Linked DNA regions of Homo sapiens: region 1 is linked to region 2. The links are chromatin loops, found by intact Hi-C in ENCODE. Cell type or tissue: A673. All regions are shown on one strand. Links, peaks and the distances in the headings refer to the core of each region. The heading gives the core; the rest is flanking DNA.

What was found. Peaks named below come from ENCODE experiments on the same cell type or tissue, not always from the same donor. Only the 100,000 strongest peaks of a DNase experiment are listed, where the experiment ranks them.
Region 1: it touches region 2 in a loop (8-fold over the local background); 1 of 110 quality-filtered maps calls a loop at or near these places.

Annotation. Positions count from the first base shown.
Region 1 is chr3:151,763,462-151,767,864 of GRCh38, forward strand. All of the region lies in intron 2 of AADACL2-AS1 (AADACL2 antisense RNA 1), which reads right to left. Among named protein-coding and RNA genes, the nearest start is that of AADACL2, 32 kb to the left of the region's middle. In A673, for the core only: no CTCF peak of the experiment used is centred there; a DNase peak (open chromatin) is centred at 2,390; H3K27ac peaks cover 1,541 bases.
Region 2 is chr3:151,577,672-151,582,074 of GRCh38, forward strand. All of the region lies in intron 1 of LINC02066 (long intergenic non-protein coding RNA 2066), which reads left to right. It also overlaps a transcript of IGSF10 not described here. Among named protein-coding and RNA genes, the nearest start is that of MIR5186, 14 kb to the left of the region's middle. RefSeq lists a silencer at 2,307-2,507. In A673, for the core only: no CTCF peak of the experiment used is centred there; DNase peaks (open chromatin) are centred at 2,110, 2,270, 3,090 and 3,600; H3K4me3 peaks cover 424 bases; H3K27ac peaks cover 3,542 bases.

The sequences.
Region 1 (4,403 bases), core at 217-4,216, 190 kb after region 2:
CCTCCCTTGTTAGCTGTGTTCCAAGGTATTTTATTCTTTTTGTGGCAATTGTGAATGGGATTGTATTCCTGATTTGGCTCTTAGCTTTGCTGTTGTTGGTGTATAGGAATGCTAGTGATTTTTGTACATTGATTCTGTATCCTATAACTTTGCTGAAGTTGTTTATCAACTGAAGGAGCTTTGGGCCAAGATTATGGGGTTTTCTAGATATAGAATTATGTCATCTGCAAACAGGAATAATTTGACTTCCTCTCTTCCTATTTGTATGCCCTTTATTTCTTTCTCTTGCCTGATTGCTCTGGCCAGGACTTCCAATACTCTGCTGAATAGGTAGTGAGAGAGGGCATCCTTTTCTTCTGCCAGTTTTCAAGGGGAATGCTTCCAGCTTTTGCCCTTTCAGTATGGTGTTGAGTGTGGGTTTGTCACAGATGGCTCAAACGGCATGGTACTGGTACAAAAACAGACACACAGACCAATGAAACAGAATAGAGAGCCCAGAAATAAGGTTTCACACTTGTGACCAACTGATCTTCAACAAAGCTGACAGAAACAAGCAATGGGGAAATGACTCCCTATTTAATAAAATGGTGCTGAAATAACTGGCTAACCATATCCAGAAGATTGAAACTGAACCCCTTTCTTACACCATATATAAACATCAGGTCAAGATTGATTAAAGACTTAAATGTTAAACCCAAAACTATAAAAACCCTTGAAGACAACCTAGTCAATACCATTCTGGACATAGGAACAGGCAAAAATTTCACGATGAAGATGCCAACAGCAAACGTGACAAAAGCAAAAATTGACAAATGGCATCTAATTAAACTTAAGAGTTTCTGCACAGCAAAAGAAACTATCAACAGAGTAAACAGACAATCTACAGAATGAGAGAAAATATTTGCAAACTATGCATCTGACAAAGGTCTAATATCCAGCATCTATAAGAAACTTAAATTTACAAGAGGAAAACAAATAACCCCATTAAAAAGTGGGCAAAGGATATGAACAGATACCACTTTTCAAAAGAAGACATACATGTGGCCAAAAAGCATATAAAAAAAGCTTAATATCACTGATCATTAGAGAAATGCAAATCAAAACCACAATGAAATATCATCTCATGCCAGTAAGAATGGCTATTATTAAGAAGTCAAAAAAAAAAAAATAACAGATGCTGGTGAGGTTGCAGAAAAAAGGGAATGCTTCTACATTGTTGGGAGTATACATTAGTTCAACCATTGTGGAAATCAGTGTGGAGATTCCTTAACGAGCTAAAAACAGAACTATTATTTGACCCAGCAATCCCATAACTGGGTATACACCCAGAGGAATATAAACCATTCTACCATAAAGACATATGCATGTGAATGTTCATTGCAGCACTATTCACAATAGCAAAGTCATGGAATCAACCTAAATGTCCACCAGTGACAGAATGGATACAGAAAATGTGGTACATATATACCATGGAATACTATGCAGCCATAAAAAAGAATGAGATCATGTCTTTTGTGGGAACATGGATAGAGCTGGAGGCCATTATACTCAGCTAATTAATGCAGAAACAGAAAACCAAATGCTGTGTGTACTCACTTATAAGTGAGAGCTAAATGATGAGAACTCATGGACACAAAGAAGGAAATAACAGACACTGGAGCCTACTTAAGGGTGGAGGGTGGAAGTAGAGAGAGAAGCAGAAAAATAACAATTGAGTACTAGGCTTAGTACCTGACTGATGAAATAATCTGTACAACAGACCCTTGTGACATGAGTTTAGCTATGTAACAAACCTGCACATGTACCCTTGAACCTAAAATAAAAGTTAAAAAAAAAAAACAAGTAATTACTGGAAAAAAAATCACCATAGCTGCAAAAAAAAAAAACGACCTTCCCTTAATTTATAAAGCTGAGAAAAATTGGAAAATTAATTAGTAATAATCACTGGAGAAGGCATCAGCAACAGATGGATTCATAGTAATATGAGTTTTATCACAATAGCATGAGTTATTTAAAACTGATTAATTCTACTGTAATTGAAATTATTCCAAGTGACAGAAAAACAATAAAAACATTCCAATTCTTTTTAGGAAGCAATCCAGCAATGTATCAAAAGAAAATACAATTTGAGCAGGCAGGCATGCCATAGTGACTCAGTACCAGAATATATATCAATATAGTTTATTACATCAAAAAATTTATAGATTTAGCAGAGCACAAACAAAAAAAAAAAAAGAAAAGGAATTAATGGAGAAGAACCATATGAATGAACCAATTAAGGAAAAGGCATGATAAAATTAATAGCTGGTCCTAATGTATGTAAATCTGAGGAAACATGAATAGATTCCTTAACATGATGAAGGTGAAATGACCAAGCACAATGGAAAGGGTTATCATAAATAATGAATCACAAAACAATTTCCTGTTGAAATTGTAAATAGGAAGTGATGACTATTATCACTCATATCTCTTGAATTCATACTATTTCCAATTCAAATGAGTTTATCAACCTTTTTATCTTATATCTATATCTTCTTTTCTTCACACTAAGATTCCTGCTTCTCATATACACTGGAGACAACAGAATTGTATTGTTTTTTCACCTGCTTTATCACACATTACACAGAAGACATTTTTAGAATTACATACCAATACATCCAGCAGTGTGAGTATTGAAAACAGTTTAAAATGTTTTGCATGCGTTCTCTCCATTTGCTCCCCATTTTGTAAAAATAAACTTTTTATTTTGAAATAATATTTAGATTTTCAGAAAAATTGCACAGATGGTATAGAGAATTTCTGTATTACTTTCACCCATTTCCCCTATTGTTAACATATTGCATAACCATAATACATTTGCCAAAAATAAGAAACCAACATTAGTATATTACTGTTAACTAAACTCCAGACTTTTTCAAAAATTTCAATATTTTTTCCAGTCATGGCCTTGTTCAATTCTAGAATTTAATCTAGGATGACCCATTGTTTCTATTTGTCACATCTGTTTAGACTTCTCTGGTCTATGACAATTTCTCAGTGTTTGCTTATTTTTCATGACTTCATAGTTTTGAGGAGTACTCATCAGGTATTTTGTGAAATGTCCCTCAATTTGTATTTGTCTTATGTTTTCTCATAATCAGTCTGGATCATGGGTTTGAACGGAAGACCCCACAGGAGCAATGACCTTTTCATATCACATCAGGGAAAACAATGCTATCACCATGACTCATAGCTGATGATATTAACCTTATTCATTTGGCCAAGGCAGTTTTTCCCAGGAGTCTCTACTATAAAATTACTTTTTCCTCCATCTTTCCGTATTCCTTAGAAGCAACTCATTAAGTTCAGCCCACACTCAAGGAGCAGGGAAAATTGAACTTTATCTCCTATAGGGTAAGAGCTACATAAATTATTAGGAATTCTTCCGTAAGGAAGACTTGTCTCTTCTCTTTCATTTGTTTATTTATTCAATTATTTATTTATATCAATGTGTCGAGATGTATTTATATATAAAATTTCCTTTTGGTCTAAAAATTGCTATATAATATCTGAAGACAATCAGATTTTTCTTTCTTCTATTATATAAGTTATTCGGTTTTTTTTTTTATGTGCAAGGGATTTTTTTTTTTTTTTAAAGACAGAGTCTCGCTCTGTCCTAGGGTGGAGCGCAGTGGCACGATCTCGGCTCACTGCAACCTCCGCCTCCCGGGTTCAAATGATTCTCCTGTCTCAGCCTTCTAAGTAGCTGGGATTACAGGCGTGTGCCACCACACTTGGCTAATTTTTATATTTTTAGTAGAGACAGGGCTTCACCATGTTGGCCCGGTTGGTCTCCAACTCCTGACCTCGTGATTCATTGGCTTCAGCCCCCGAAAGTGTTGGGATTACAGGTGTGAGCCACTGAGCCTGGCCTGTGCAAGGGATTTTTTAAGTCTAATAATCTTACTATTAATAGAATATGTCAGTATTGGCTACTATGCTTTAAATTTTTTCCCAGTTATGTTGTTTACCTCATTAATACGCAGTTTCAAATCTTAATTTTTTTAAGATTTCAGGAATATCTTGAAATATAGTTTTTAATAATTGTTCCATTCCCTTGCTTTGGTTTTTCTTTCATGTAAAATATCATTCTATCTATGTTGGATGTTCTTTCCCTGTCTTCATCATTTGCTGTTTTTTTAAAAGTCATTCTAATTTTGATCCTAATTTCTTTTTGCATTCACTTACATGTTTATATACTATAAAGTTCACCATATTTGGTATACAATCCTGTGTGTCTTGAAGAATGTATACCATCATGTAAATTTCACCATAACTGAGGCACAGAAAAGCTTCATAGCTTGAAAACGTTTTCTCCTATTTCTCCCTTGTAGTCAAACCCTTTTTTTGCCCTCAGCCCCACA
Region 2 (4,403 bases), core at 149-4,148:
TGCCAGCAACTATACAGAATCGTAACTCTTTCTTTTTTTTTCCTGACCTCTGAGAACTATAGATATAGTAACTTTTCTTGAATGCATCAGAGAGTTGAGTTAATAAGGGCAACAAACTACCTGAAAACTAAGAAGAGACAGGTGGCTTCATTAAGAGATGAGTAAGTGAGCTCACCTGGGGTAAAGCATGGGAAAACAAGGAGACCACCAGACAAGTGGGCAATGCGTATGCCTGAAAACCCAAGCATTTGTGCTCTTTGTTTCTTTTAATGTTGCTTTGAAGTAAAATAGCCCATCCTCTGCAAGTCCATCTATGTTGTCCCTAAGGTATTCTATCTTTGCTCAAATTTTTAAGGATGGTGGTTTGTTTCACAGTTTTTGTATTTGAGTCTAATGAACATTCTAACATGATAGAGGCAATGCATTACTGTGTAGCCATAATTTTCTGGAAAAGTTGACATCTTAGGAATTGTATTTCATATCTTCAATAAAATTTGTTTCTAAATTAAAAAAATGAAAGAAATTACCTAAATTTTTAATAAATTCCTAGAGCCTAACTGTAGGGTAAGTGTAAGACAAGGATTGGCAAACTTATTCCTGAAAGGCCAGATAGTAATAGTAAATATTTTAGGCTTTGTGGGCTATGGGGTATCTTATGGCAAGTACTCAACTCTGTGGTTACAATACAAAAGCAGCTATAGCCATTATGCAAATAACTAGGTGTAGCTGTCATAAGTTTTCACTGAAAATTTATTTGCAAAAACAGATGATTGGTCTAACAAGCCATAGTTTACTGACTTCTAACATAGAATACCTAAGAATAGCAAATAGAAAGGCAGTTTGTACTCACTGGCAGGCTCTTCTCTATGGACCTCATTGATTGCTCATGAGAATGACTGAGATCAAGGCAGTAGACCAAAGAGAACTCCTTTGCAATGCGATACTGAGTAGAGTAACAGCAATGGGAGATAAAGAAAGCCCTGCCTGCATCCTTCTTCCTATCTTTTCTGTGAAACAAACACTTTAAGCCACTAGGGGCAGGACAACAAATACTGTCTCAGATGTAGGTGAAGACCCATTGGAGCTAGGAGAAGAAATAGAAAAAAAGATCTTCTATCTTTGAGGGAAGGACAGAAAATTGCTTTTAGCCAAGACCATTAGCAGTTTACTACTGCTGGTCAAGAGGCAGAATCATTGAGGAAGACATACCTGTGAGACACAAAAAGACAGGTCTTGACCAAGACTGAGGATAAAGAAAGAAACAGAATGTTTCCACCTACTACTACCACGCTAGCTAGCACTGAATAAGTTGTGTCAGTCTATCAATGGGAAAGAGTAAAGAAGATGAAGGGAAACCTTCTCTGAGGTTTAGACTCACAGAAAAAGACTAAAGTCAAGGGTTGAAAAGAACATTAAAAACATTCTCCGAAAACCCAATCCCTACCCAAAGCACAAGATAATGCTAGAGAAATCTGAGGCCAGTGGTGTGCTAGGGGTAAATATAGCACTAACACAACCCAAACCCCATTATCTGAGTCAATTCCTTGCATTAAATGTGTAGTATAAAAGGAGTGTGCCTAATTCTGGATATAAATACTATATACCTCAGTATTCAACCAAAAATTATGAGACATACAAAAATGCAAGACAAAGCAACTTTCTGTCAAAAAACAATGCAATCAAGAGAACCAGACTCACATGTGCCCAAGACATTAGAGCCTTCAGGTAGAGAATTTAAAAACAAACAAACTATAAAAATATAGTTAAAGATTCTAGTGTAAAAGGTGGATAACATTCAAGAAAATATAGGGATTTTTGTCAGAGAAATGGAAACTGTAAGAGAGAATGATATAGAAATGGCCAGAAACAAAAAATATGTAGTAACAAAAGTAAAGATCAATCAAAAGAAATGATTCAAACAAAAAGTAAAGAAAAAAAAAACTGCCAGAGAATTCAAAAACTGTGGGGCAATGTCATATGGTCTAATATATGAGCAACTGGAATCCCAGAAGGAGAAAAGAGAGAGAATGGAGAGAACAAATAAATATTTGAAAAGATAATGGCTGAGTGTTTCCCCCAAGTCACAAAAGACTTCAAATAACAGATCCAAGAAGCTCAGAGCATTCAGAAGAATAAATATTACGAAGGAAAGAAGAAAGGAAGGAAGGAAAGAAGGAAGGGAGGAGGGAGGAAGGGAGGAAGGAAAGGAAGGAAGGAAGGAAGGAAGGAAGGAAGGAAGGAAGGAAGGGCCTAGTGACATTGTATTCAAACTGTTGAAAACCAAAGATAAAGATAAAATCTTGAAGCAGCCAGAAGTAAAAAGACATACACATGGAGAAACAAAAATAAGAATTGCAACAGACTTCTTATTAGAAGCTATCCAAGCCACAACCAAGCACCACGGCTCACACCCTTAATCGCAGCACTGTGAGAGGCTGAGGTGGGAGGATTGCTTAAGCCCCAGGAGTTTGAGATCAGTCTAGGCAATATAGCAAGATCCAGTCTCTACAAAAAATTGAAAAAAATTAGCCAGATGTGGTCATCTCCAGAAATCAATGCCCAGTTAATATACTACTGAAAAAATAAAGAATGAGGACTTTACACGTAAGAAAAACAAAGAGAATTTATTATCAGCCAACTTTCACTATAAGAGAACTTAAAGGAAGTTCTTTAGGCAAAAGAAATACATCAGACAGAAACCTGGATCTACACACAGAAAGAAATGTTGAAAATGGTAAAAATGAAGGTAAATATAAGATACATCTTTTCTTATTCTAATCACTCTAGAAGATAATTCACTATTTACAAAATTAGTAGCAATGTATTTCATGTATACAATGCATAAATGTTTGTTGAAGCATTTTAATATTTGATTATTGATTACTGGGAAAGCCTGTCAAAGTTTGTTGTGACTCAAGATCATTATTTAGCATATAACTCACTTAATCACCCACCAACCATCTGACAAACTAACTAACAAAAGACCTTCAGCAGTTTTAACGTTAAAAAAAAAATCTGTCTATAAGGGAGCTTACTGTGTGTACACTTACGGAGGAATTCTACTGTGGTTCAGTTTCCAAGGATGATTTATTGCCTTTGTAATTCTAACATTCTTTGTGCCTTACAGAAGAAAGAACTAAATTGCCCAACTTGATTCCTAGCAGAATTCTTCACTTGTTTATAACCAGACATTTTTTCAAGTGCCCTTAAATTTATGGTATCTATTGTCTTCTTTCTTCTCATGACACCCAAATTCCAGATCTGTTTTTTATAAAATCAGATTTTTTTTTTTTTAAATAGAGAGAGAGGAGAGAAGAAAAGAGCGGGGGAGGGAAAAGCTTTTATCATAGCAGAAAAAGCTATTTTGTTGTATAATCTTTCTTGTTTGGGGACAGAAATGATTTGTAAAAAAGCAAGCAGTTTATATTTTCTTACACATGTTCATGGATCTTTTTCTCAGTTTTCATGTTGCTGTGTTAGACTGTGGGTGAAAGTAGTCTGCCACGAAATTTTTGTGGTGCTTAGTAAATATAAATTTGATACAACCAGAAGTGACGTAATGTGGTAGTTCAGCAACCCCATTCAACTTAGACCCCAACAGCTTTAACAGAAATCAGCAGTTCTCACACTTTCTATTCATACCACAAGCCTCTAGAGACTTCTTATAACCTGCAGTGATCTTGATCAAAATGGAAATGAAGAGACAAATTATAGTTTTTTTTTAAACTCTGTATTTCTTTTTGTGCTCACTGTCACTACCAAACCGTATCTAGAGGACTGTTATTCCTTTGTGTTGTTTGGTACCTCAAACAAAAATGAGATTACTGAAAGAGTCTTGGAGTTCTTATTAGTGGAATGACAGCTCACCTTATTCATAGCACAAAGATTTCTGAAGCTTCCACCATGTAATGGGTCCAAAGTTTGCACTTTTTCTTCCCACTGCTAGAAGAGATTCTTTCCTGTACTTGTTGAAGACCAGATCCCTGATGTGACAAATAATGAAGCAGATTTAGAAGGTGATATCTAAAGCCATTTATGAATAAGTTTATAGCTTCTTTCAATTCTCCATATTTTAGTTATTCAACGGTGACTGCATTTGTAGAATATAGCCATTATTGGCTGGGCATGGTGGCTCAAGCCTGTATTCCTAGTACTTTGGGAGGCCGAGGTGGGCGGATCGCTTGAGGCCAGGAGTTTGAGACCAGGCAGGCCAATATGGTGAAAGTCTGTCTCCACTAAAAATACAAAAATTAGCATGGTGGTGCACACCTGTAATCCCAGCTACTTTGGAGGCTGAGGCATGAGAATCGCTTGAACCCGGGAGGCAGAGGTTGCAGTGTGCCTACATCACACCACTGCACTCCAGCCTGGGTGACAGAGTGAGGCTCTGTCTCAAAAAACAA